Regions from separate parts of the Homo sapiens genome. Here all the other regions are linked to region 2. The links are chromatin contacts, found by Hi-C or POLR2A ChIA-PET in ENCODE. All regions are on one chromosome and are shown on one strand. The core of a region is the stretch at or near the end of the contact, and the rest is flanking DNA. Distances in the headings are between cores, read along the strand shown.

Evidence for each region. Hi-C counts contacts between places; a loop is a spot of excess contacts on that map. ChIA-PET counts read pairs that join two places held with the same protein, here RNA polymerase II (POLR2A). Pooled maps may share reads with other maps.
Region 1: a loop to region 2 is called in a map of MCF 10A, with 3 times the contacts of the local background. The contact joins two enhancer-like sites. A Hi-C loop is called at or near these places in 2 of 168 maps with a recorded cell type or tissue (MCF 10A and aorta) and 3 of 50 pooled maps. POLR2A ChIA-PET finds 5 or more read pairs at or near these places in 3 of 52 experiments (H1, MCF 10A and WTC11).
Region 3: a map of mammary epithelial cell shows a loop between it and region 2 (4-fold over the local background). The contact joins two enhancer-like sites. A Hi-C loop is called at or near these places in 2 of 168 maps with a recorded cell type or tissue (MCF 10A and mammary epithelial cell) and 4 of 50 pooled maps. POLR2A ChIA-PET finds 5 or more read pairs at or near these places in 2 of 52 experiments (MCF 10A and PC-9).

Annotation. Positions count from the first base shown.
Region 1 is chr9:108,477,323-108,481,070 of GRCh38, reverse strand. No RefSeq gene overlaps it. Among named protein-coding and RNA genes, the nearest start is that of ACTL7B, 380 kb to the left of the region's middle. Within about 2 kb of position 2,435, at least 13 of the 41 ENCODE cell types and tissues checked have a DNase peak (open chromatin) inside an H3K27ac peak, as active enhancers do.
Region 2 is chr9:107,736,330-107,739,891 of GRCh38, reverse strand. All of the region lies in intron 1 of LOC105376208 (a long non-coding RNA gene), which reads right to left. Among named protein-coding and RNA genes, the nearest start is that of KLF4, 250 kb to the right of the region's middle. RefSeq lists enhancers at 67-567, 697-1,196, 1,197-1,698. Within about 2 kb of position 1,696, at least 24 of the 41 ENCODE cell types and tissues checked have a DNase peak (open chromatin) inside an H3K27ac peak, as active enhancers do; they include mammary epithelial cell, where a contact is called at or near this core.
Region 3 is chr9:108,271,100-108,275,214 of GRCh38, reverse strand. The region is part of intron 4 of LOC105376214 (a long non-coding RNA gene); the gene reads left to right. LOC105376212 (a long non-coding RNA gene) reads left to right here. Exons shown (of 3, transcript XR_930235.3): 1 at 1-3,851. Among named protein-coding and RNA genes, the nearest start is that of ACTL7B, 580 kb to the left of the region's middle. Within about 2 kb of position 2,539, at least 17 of the 41 ENCODE cell types and tissues checked have a DNase peak (open chromatin) inside an H3K27ac peak, as active enhancers do; they include mammary epithelial cell, where a contact is called at or near this core.

The DNA of each region.
Region 1 (3,748 bases), core at 1,186-3,685, 740 kb before region 2:
TAAATTCGAGAAATCTGGTGTGTATTTTCCACTTTTGGCAAACCTCAATTCAGACTAGCCACATTTCAGTGTTCGCTAGCCATGTGGCTGCGGGTCTATAGCAGACAGCACAAGTTCAGTGCTTGTAAGATTACGCATTGAAATCGAATAGAATGGAAAATTTCAGACAGCATTGCTCATAGTAAATAATTTTTTCTAGGGACTTAAAATGTGCTTTTGAGCAGGGAGTCATGGTAGAAAAAAAAAAAAACTTGAAAGCTGATGTAGTACAGCACATTGATTCCTTCCAGCACACGTGTCTATGGAGCTGTACTGAAGACGACTGTAATCTTGGCAACATGAAAGAGCTCCCAGGTACACTTCTCTGGCCATGCATTGACCGTTAGGCTCACTACTTCTTGATATCTATTCAAGGCTTAGCTAGTCATCACATAAGACATTAGAGGATTGCTTGAAGGACATATAGCTCACCAATCTGCACATATGCTAAAACCTCCCTGCACCCAGCCAGATAAACAGAGATAGGGCCCTCAACATTAATCAGCTTATTCTTTCTATAATTTGACTTTGCTGTGACACCATCATAATAGGGTTCAAAGTGGTTACAAGAAACAGCATTGTCAGCATGTATATGGACATTCTAATGCATTAATGGGAGGAATGTGCGTTGGTATAACACTTCTGGTGGGCAATTCAGTTACGTGTATCAAAAAATTTCAAAACTTCTGTGTCTTTTGGTCCAGCACTTCCAGGAGTTTATTCTTTCATGTCCAGGAATAAATGGAAGTAATACAGATGGTCCCCAACTTAATGATGGTTCTGCTTAAGAGCCTTGGACTTGACTATGGTGCAGAAGCAATATGCATGGTATAGTAGTAACCATACTTTCAGTACCTACACCATCATTCTGTTTTTCACTTTCAGTATAGTATTCAAGAAGTTACATAAGCTATTCGACACTTTCTAATAAAATAAGTTTTGTGTTAGATAATTTTGCCCAGCTGTAGGCTAATGTAAGTGTTCTGAGCATGTTTAAAATAGGCCAGGCTAAGTTATGATGTTCAGTAGGTTAGTTGGATTAAATGCATTATCAACTTAGGATATTTTCAACTTATGATGGGTTTATGAGGACATAACCCCATTGCCTAAGTCACGGAATTCTTGTATATGTGTGCGTAAAAATTCAGCTACACTAAATGCAATGTGATATGTTTATTTGGATCCTGGAACGGAACAGGGACATTGGTAGAAAAGCTAATGAAATCTGAATAAAGTCTGGAGTATAGTTAATGTTAACATACCAATGTTGGTTTTTCAGTTATGACAAATGTACCATGGTAATATAAGATGTTAACATTAGGGGAACTCTATATTATGGGAACTCTATACTGGCTGCAACTTTTCTGCAAACCTAAAATACTTCTAAAATAAAATGTTTATTAAAAATATTCATCCATAAGGATCTGCAGTGCAGTGTGCCGTAAGAGCAAAAAGTTGGAAACAACCTAAATATCCAACCACTGACGCTTGCTTAAATAATTTTAATTTTATTCATAGAATGGAATAGCAGATAGTCATCCAAATGATGTTTTAGAATTCTATTTGTTAACAAAGATGTTCATAATATGTAAAGTGAAAAAGCAATTTTCAAAATATTATTATTTTATTAAAATGTGTACATAAAGAGAATTGACAGAATGTACTGAGTCATTGGGATTAAAGGAGATTAAATCTGTGTGTGGATGTGTGTACATATGTTTACTAGTTTTTAAATACAGGGCTTATGTTGGTTTTGTAATAAGAATTTTTAAAGTTTGTTTTTTTTTACTTTGCAAAAGTGAAATGGGTGAGTCAGACTGTTCTGACACAGGGCTGACAGTGATGAGTGTAGTCTCACCACAAACTTGAAAATAAGGGACATCAGATTGCACTCTGGGAATTAGGCTCAGAAATCAACATAGAAAGTATTAGTTTTGAGTGGGGCAAAATCTCTTTAAAGAATCAGAATGACTCACGGGCCAGAATTAGTCCTGGCTACAGCCAAACTTGACATTCAGAAATGTAGTTCAGAATGTGTCTGTCAGAACGGAGTTGGTACGGAACAAACTCAGCTAAAGGAGGGTCACAGAGGGTGCCAGTGTCATCTCAGCAGCCTTATGATGACACATCTGGTCAGACTGGCCTCAGTTTCTCTCTCTCTCTGATAAGTCTGTCCTGCAATGAGACAGAAGTGTCATCTGTTATCCCGCCTCTGACCACTAAACATTTTGATCATCCAGTTAATTCTCTGCCACTAATCAGGGTGAGGCCCACGAAAGAGCCTCTGGTTACTTGACTCTCCCTGTAGGCTGCCCACAGCTGGTCAGGCTGACACGAGCACCCATCCCCTTGACAATGAGTTTCCTCATTGCGAACGAGCAGATTTGGCAGCTAATTTGATGAATGTCTCTGTGCGCATTACTAGTGTGAGTCAGTGCTCTGGGCCCAGTCAAATCTGTAGCTCTGACAGGAGGAATTTATGAGCCTGTGAGGGGAAGGGCCAGAACATGGACCCTGTGAATTGCCCATAATAACGGTTCCCTTTGGGTCTTGTCAGGCACCCCCTTGGCCTCTTCTCAAAGATCCAAGCGGCATTTCCCCTGGGATGTAGTGGCTCACTCATTTCGTTTATAATGCTTCTCCCAGCCCAACCATCTGGCATTGGGAAAACCTGCCTAGTCCCCTTGGGTTAGGGCAGCAGAGTCCAGTGAGATGAGTGAGTCCTACAGGAACCTGGTAAAATAACTCAGATAAACATGGGAACCCAACAAACTTCCACCGAGGGTTGAATAGTTCCCAGACATCAAGCTTGGTGGAGATCCTTCATGTTCACTGTTCATGATGGCTCTGTCGTGGCACGAAAAGCATTAGACATGGAGTCATCAGATTTTGTTTCTATGGCTTTGGCCTAATTATCTGGGTGACTCTGCACCAGTCAATGTTTTGACGTCTTGACCATAAAATCAAGGATAGCAATACCTACCACACAGCATTGTTATAAGTTCAGTTGCTATGATGGATAGTACAGCACAATAGAAACTAGAAAGAAATGTACAAATAAAAAGTACAGTCATGTGCCACATAATGATGTTTGGTCAACTGTAGACTGCGTATGTGACAGTGGTCTCACAAGATTATGATGGAGCTGAAAAATTCCTGTCATCGAGTGACAGTATAGCCATCATAATTACTCACATGTTTATGGTGCTTCTGAGGTAAGCAGCGACGTGCTGTACAGGTTTGTATCCCAGGAATAATAGGCTATGCCATATAGCCTAGGTGTGTAGTAGCTTATACCATCTAGATTTGTGTTAAGTGCACTTTATGATGTTTGCACAACCATGAAATCACTTAACGACAATTTCTCAGAACATATCCCTGCTGTTAAGCAACGTGTGACTGACTGTATTGTTATTTCTCTTTTCATGAGTCATAATTCAAATGTGTGTGTGTGAGCAATTTTTTGAAATGCAAACAAATTGGAAAGTTTTATGTCCTGGAAAGTGGAGAGCTGATTTAGTTTCTGATCGGGTATGGAAATACATCAATTACTAAAGAGATAGCAAGCAATTCCTTAGTGTGCATAAAACTTCATAATTGAATATTTAACTTATATTAAGTATCCAATAACTGGGTTTTGTTCTGAATGCTAGCATTGCATCCAGATTCGATTCTACATAGTGTTTTTAAGATGCAGTTTCACCAAAGA
Region 2 (3,562 bases), core at 447-2,946:
CAGCAACTCACCCCCTGGGCACCCAGCCAGGCTTCCTTCAAGCCAGGGCCTGAGCACATGGACCCTAATCGGCGAAACCCCCCACCCTTCCTTTGCAAACACCCTTGTGGTCAGCTCAGGGCGGGCCGACAGGCAGAGCTGATCTCCCCCGTGCTCCCTGAAAGCCTCCACACTGAAGGAGCTGGCGCAGGACCGCTCAACCCCGGCCAAGAGCAGCCCGGCCATCTGAGAAGGGCTGGGAGCTGCCCTCTGGACAAGGAGCGGAGCTCCGGGATCTGAATAGGACGCTGACTCTGGTGGACTCCCGCCTGCATGTCCTCCAGTCCTCTGCTCAAAGGCCTGCTCCCACCTACTGCGATTACACACATACACCCCAGCACTCCTGTTTATGCCCCTTATCATGCTTTATTTTTTTATAGGATTAAAAAAAATTTTGTTTTGCCATTTGGCATATCATAATGTATATTATTCATTTGTGGGAAATTCACTAGGATGAAAGTTCTATGAGGACAGCAATCTTTTTGTTCTATTCCCTACTATATCCCATTTCTAGCTGCTAATAGGTGCTCAGTAAACATTTGAAGGAGGAGGAAGGAAAAGAAGGAAGAAAGGGAGGGTGGGAGGGAGAATCTTTAGAGAGGGTAGGTCTGGTTAGCCTTCTTCTCTTCCCGGCTGGCATCTCTCCTTCAGAACTACCCCAGACTGGTGGCCTTATAACCTTTTGGAGAAATGACTTTAGCAGCCACTTTTTAAACTTCCATTTATCCCATTTATCTGGGGCTCACTCTGTGTCAGGCAGTACAGATAGATGATCTCACTTGATCTTCTCAACAACTCTGAGGTCTGTGTCATTGCTTTGACTCAGGCTTTCTCAACCTCAGCCCTAGTGACAATCGAAGCCGACAGGTCCCTATTGTGGAGGGCTGTGCTGTGCATTGCAGGACATGTGGCAGCATCCCTGGCCCCAACCCACCAGATACCACCAGTACCCTTACTCCTAGTGTGACAACCAAAAATGTCTCCAGACATTGCTAAGTGTCCCTTGGGGTGGCAGGCAAAATTGCTTCATTTGAGAACCTCTGTGTTAACTCCACAAAGGGGGAAACAGGCTCAGAGAAGCTAAGGAAGTTGCTGGAGGCCATGACAGAGGAAGGAATCCCACCTAGGTCTGCCTTGCTTCAAAGCCAGCGTTCCCTCCGTTCTGCCAGGCCATCCTCCCTCGGCAGGCAGGGCTCACGGTCCAGGGAACTGTTACTGAGAGGCCTCTGCCCAGCCTCTGCCCAGCCCCTGCCTGTGTCCCAACGACGACAGAGCAAGGCCCCTGACGTGCGAGAAGAGCCTTCCCCAGCAGCCGCCGCTGAGTTTAAGGCCAAGCAGCTTGAAAAACACTTACTCATACCCTGGCCATGACGGGGAAACATCACGAATGATAAATCATATCTCTTAATTATCTGTGATTTCTGAGGCCGGCCAAAATTTCCTTTTCATGACAAATATTTGCTCTGAGATTTCTTTTCCCCTGAAAAAGAGAAGCAATGCAAGGAGATCCCTGGGGCTGGTCTCCCAAGTGGGAATCCCAGCATCTCTGATCAGCCCTCTTGTCCCACCCAAGCTGTCTGGAGCTAGGTTCCTGCCTGGGCATGCCTCTTCCCTCCACGCTCCAAGTAGTAAAATCCCCAGGTTTCTGTTTTGTTTTGTGTTTTTCGTTTTCTTGGAAGGGTGCCTGAATTGGAGATGTTTACTCACTTAAATGAGACCTATTTGAAATTACTCTGAGGGCGGGAGGAAGACAGAAAATAAAAGGGCATAGGGCCCAGGGTGAAAAGGCCAGGGTTCGAGTCAACTTGAAACTGCTGCAGGAAAATTTACCCCACTAGTCTAGCACCTCTTGGCATGATAAGGAGAGTGCCCAGTCTTCTCAGCCCCCATAACTTCTGGCCCTTCACCCTGCGGGGCTCCTTCTAGCTTCATCTTCCCCACTCTTCCCTTAGGGTGAGCCCCTTTACTAGCTTTTAAATACGATTTTTCACAGGTTTTTGTCTTTGCAGTGAATGCTTTTCCCTATTTTCTGCCCATAAAACTCCTATTCCTCTTCCGTAACCCAATATAAATGTCCCTTTCTTTGCCAATCCTTGCCCCACCCCGGGTAGAATTCATCTCTCCCTCTCCATGATTCCTCAGTAGTTTACACAGACATCAGTTTTACTTGGTTTATACTCTCTTGGAGATATGCATGTACCAGGCCTCTGGAGTCCAGGGGAAAAGCTGAGTGGGCGACCAGAGCAAGCCAACCGCCACTGGAGACAGAAAAAGACATTCAGGTTTTTTCGCTCCAGGGCTTTCCTGTCCACCCAGCTTGGTTTTCCCTGGTCCACTAACATGTATGACTGTCCTGGGCGCATCTGCTAGAACAAATTGCAGAGGAGCTTTGCAGCAGTCAGAAACTCTGATCCTATTTTGTTCTACATTCTGAAGCAGGTGACATGGGCCACCACATTCTTCTCTCTTTTCCTTCCTTCCTTCCTTTCTTCCTTTTCTTTCTTTTCTTTTCTTTTCTTTTTTTTTTTTTTTTGGCAGAGTCTTGCTCTGTTGCCCAGGCTGGAGTACAGTGGCATGATCTCAGATCACTATAGCCTCAACCTCCTGGGCCCAAGCAATCCTCCCACCTCAGCCTCCTGAGTAGCTAGGACTGCAGCCATGCACCACCATTCTCAGTTATTTTTTAATTTTTGTAGAAATGGGGTTTTGCTATGTTGCCCAGGCTGCTCTCAAACTTCTGAGCTCAAGGGATCCTCCTGCCTCAGCCCCTCAAAGTGCTGGGATTACAGCCACGCACCACCATGTCAGCCAGGCCACCACCACTTTCTATGAGAATATTCTGGGTTCTGGTTACACTCACGTGCCATTGTCATGAAGCTAGGCTCATTGAAGGCACTTGACCATAGTCCATCTCAATCTCTCTCCTCTTGGCATAAAAATATGGAGTGAGCAGAGTGGGGTGCCTGGTCCTGGCTGAAAGAAAGCAGAGAGCTGATATCCATCTCTGCAGGTCAGCCTCCCACTACAAATTCACAGCCACCCTACTGACTACCCACGAGCTCTGCTGAGACTCAAGGATGCTTCTCTTCTGCTCCAGTCCTAGTGATGAGGGAAGAGCAGGTCAAAAGGCCTGCCTCAGCCACCCAGAGCCAGCTCCTGCCCTTCAACAAATCCTGAAGTGCCACAGCTTATACCCAGAGAGTACCATCATACTTCCTTTGACTTGCACTGCCAATGAGAACCAGCATCTGTGGTCCCTTGCAGAAGCTGGGTTGCAGTTGGTCTGCAGAGCTCTGCTTGGCAGGCAGGCATGATGTGCGTCTGCTGGAGGTAGCACAGTGAGGCACCCTTACTCCATTATCTCCCCAATGTCCTGAGTTTATAAAACAGCAAATAGATCTGGAATGTCACCCCAGTACAATCATTCAGAAAGTGGCTTCAGGACCCACCCAGGGATTACCAGACTGTTATGTTTTAATTAACGGCAGGAGATGAGACCAAGGATGAGGGTGGGTCAGTAACT
Region 3 (4,115 bases), core at 1,290-3,789, 530 kb before region 2:
TGCTTGGCGGTCATTTTAAACAGTGACATCACCAACAAAAAATGGGAAAAGCATGGCACCAAACAGACTGTGAAGAGGACACATGTTTACATCATGAAAGCTGAAACCAGAAGACAGTGTCTTATTCAACCTCAGCTGAGAACAGGTGTTTTGGGCAACTCAAATTTTTCACTGCTCTGCACATGTTTATGAATAACTTTGAAATTGCCATATTGATTTTAGGGTTACAAATAAATTTAGCAAGTAAACAAATTCACAGACGCAGAATCCAAGAATAATGAGAACCGACTGTATATTCAATCATTGGGCAAATATTAATTGTGTGCCTACTATGTGCCGGACACTGTTCTAGTCACTGGGGATTCAGCAGTGAACAAAACAAAGCCTCTGTGCTCCTGGACCTAACATTCTGGGGAAAGGGTAAATGCAGGTAGTAAAGTACATCATGGTCAAGATGGTGATAATCTATGGAGACAGATCACACTGGGAGTGGAGTAGGGAGGGATTAGTGGAGTGTTCTGTGAACACTCAAGGAAATCAGTTCATATGGACATGTGTGGAAGGAGCAATTTGGGAAGTAGGGACACGCAGTGTAGATGCTGAGCAAGAAGCCAGGATGGCTGCAGTTGGGGGTGGCAGAGAGGAGATGAGATAAAGACTGGGTTGGCAAATGATGTAGGATTCTCTGACTTCAGAACCTGGGCTCTTGAAAGGAACATGGGATGAAGATGCAGTATGAGCACTGGGGTGCATTCTAAGTTGTCATAAGGTTGGCAAACGAAAAAGACTGTGAGCTTTTGCTCTTGAGAAAGGTTCCAGTAAGATCCAAAGAAAGAATCTTCGCAAAGGGGTGGAGGCTTCGCCAAGGCCCCCAGACCTCTACTTCATCTGAAGCTTCAGGGTGGGTCACCTGAGGATGCCTCTTTTAGGGAAGTGACTTCAAATCAGCTTGGGATTGGAGGAGACTCTCTGGGAGATAATCTGGCCCAGAGCTGCAATACTGAGGACAATTTCATCAGCATTGACAGTGCATCTGAGGAGAGGCTGGTCACAGCAAACAAACCATCACCCAGGACAACAGGAGTGAAGGCAGAGAGCAAGTCTGCACAGTAAGATTAGCTTGTACAAAAACACTGCTCAACCAACTCAGCTCTGCTCACTGCACTCATCAGAATATGAATGCCACAGCCCATGTTGGAGTCAGTTGCAAAACTCATCTGCAGTTAGACATCCTAAGACTCAACCCATACCACTGACTGATATGGAAACTGAGGCCCAGCAAGGGAAACTAATGAACATCCCATCAAACACCAAGGGAGGGGCTGAACCAGGATGGAAACTTAGCTCTGGCCAAACCATCATTCTAGACAGTTATTCCTAGAGTTAAAAAAAAGAAGAAATTTCACAGAATTCCCAGGTTTGCAGAAAAGCCACTGATTGAGCTGCTGTGTTTGTGTCCATGCAAGCAACTGCAGCCACCTCTACAATTCAGTTTAGTGACTTTATTTATTTATTTATTTAGGCAACCTGGCCATTCAACATCTGCCTCTTGGAGGGCCCTGTGGAAAACTGTGTGGCCATAATGTGAGCCACTCCCAAGAGAAAGGTTCTTAGTCAGCAAAGGTGGTCACGCTAGTTGGAAGAGTCAAAAGGAATTAAACTCCTGTCCCATGATCTTTAGATCTAACAGAGGCACTGGTTCCCTCTTTCAAAGCTTTTTGTAGGAAGGCCTGTCATTTGTGAGGCTCTCTGGCTTCAGGCTTCTGCCTATCTTCTGCGAGGCACTGAATCCCAAAAGAAGTGGAAAGTGGTTGGTCGGGGACAGTGGTGTGCTGGTAGACCCGCTCTCTGGGGGATGGTAAAGGAAAGCCTTGGTTTCCTGCATTTGCCCGATATCTGTGGTGCAAATACTTTCCCCATGGTGGCTTTCAAGCTACCAAGGATTCACAACCGGCTCACAGAATTCCTGAAAATTTAACAATCCACTCTCATGCGCCTGCTGCAGCCATTTCCAGCCCACCTCTGTAGCTCTCTAAACAGCAGGGCCTCATGGATGAGACTAGAGAGGGGAGATGTAGCTGGCTCTGTTTAATTCTGTGAGGTCAAACCACACCTGGGAGGGTGTGTCTGGTTTCAAAGCCTACATTGTAAGAGGAACATAGGCACACTGAAAATTGTTTGATTTGGGCAAGAAGCAATTTCGTCTGAAAAGCCCACCGGGAGACCTATTGCTGGAATGAGAATCCAGGGGAAGAAAAACACAGGGTATCCTGGCCATTGTTTCCAAATCTCTGTGGGGCTGTAAGGTACTTTTCCTGAGGCGTGGAATCTGAACAAATGGGTTGGGGAGGCGTCTAGAACCGGGATGCTGATTTCAGCTCAACCTAGGACTTTTCCGATAAAGCCACCCAGAGAAAGGCAGAGCTGCCTGGCACCATGAGGAATGCCATCACTAAAAGAATAGCATAAAGAACATAGGGCACCCACTAGGTGGGGCTGTGACCGTGGGGACTCCAGGGGCCCCTTCTAGTTCCTGGGGTCTGATCCTGCAATGGACTCTTCTTCCTTTTCCTAGGTAGCCAGTTTTATCTTCTCACTTTCCACTCCCCTTTTCTCTTTCTCCTCTTTCCTGGGCTCTTTTTCTTAGCTGCCTTTAGCCTCTTTACTGGGTTGATCTTCCTTCTGGGACATTGACCTCTAGAGCTTCCTGCACAGAGCGGACTCAGCCCCTTCTCTTTCTCAGGACCCACTTACACCCCCGGGGGAGAGAGCAGGGGCCCTCCTTGTCTTATTTTTCCTTGCTTTCTCTTCTCTCTTCCAACATTCTCAGCTCCACATTTGTGATTGAAGAAGGGCAAATAAACAAATTGAAACTGAAACTGAGCATTGGCCATAAAGTGAGGACATCTGGGAGGCTTGTAAGGAAATTTACATGCTTGCCTGGTTTCAGGTTGCATATTTTGTGTTGCCTGGTAACAAGCCCAGCGTTCCCTTTCATGCTTTATTCTCCTCCTATCCCCTGTTTATAGTGTAATTACCACTGTGACATCATAATCCCTCATTGAACAGCTGTCAGGGGGGCCCAACTGCTGAGTAAACAGGGCTTTATAATCTCTCCTCCCATGGGCTGGTTTACTAAATAGATCAATATTTGGTTTGTAGGCACAGAGATTAGGAGGTGGAAATGTCTTTTGAAAAAGCCCAATCTCTTCCCAGGGCCCTGAGTGCACCTGAGAATGCTGAAAAGAAAAGCCAAGTTCACGGACAAAAAAAGAATCACCCAAGCTGCTTTCACCTGCCTGCGATTTCCCAGGAAGCCAGTTTGTCTTTAAGAAGTGAGACCCATTTGAGAATGAGTAATGTCTTAGGCTCTTTAGTCTAATGCTTAGAGAATTCCACTTTCTTCTTTCGCTCGGCCTCCCCCTGAGCTCCCCTTTCTCTGTCCCCAACTCCATTTTATTTAATCTTTCTAAATGGATATTGTAGCCTCAGGGACTAAAAGAATGACACATGGATAAACAGGAACTAAGCTCCTAAGCTTTTCCCCTACCTGCCATCTTCCTCACCACGCATGAGGATTAGAAGCATCACAAAGAAAGCAGTCTCGGAAGTTTGTCAAATAGAGATTTCTGGGTGATGGTTTGGGAAAGGATGATTTAGATCGTGCCTCTCCTGGGTCGGGAAAGTGACTGAAACACATAACAGCAGAGAACTTGAAGTGCTGGTTTGAGCTTCAGGAGATGTGAGTTCTAGCCCCAGTGCTGCCTGTGATTTTCTCTGTGACCTGGGACAAGTCCCTTGTGGATACGACAGGATATGCGGGCTACAGGGATCTCTGAGGCTTCTCCCAGGTAGGCAAAGTGGAGTGTCAGACTAAGCTGGGCTCAAAAGTTTGTCCTGACACTAGTTAACAGCAAAGTCTTCAAATCACAGGCAACTCTTAAGAGTTGCACTTGCTTCGCTGTAAAAAACGGGAGAATTAATGAATCACTGTGAAGACTAAATGAGATAATGGATGGGGCACACCTCACTGGGTGTGTGATACTTGGTAGGTGTCTTTTTAAAGCATAATTCCTATAAAAACCAAAACTATGGTTTAAAAAAAGGCTTGGAGG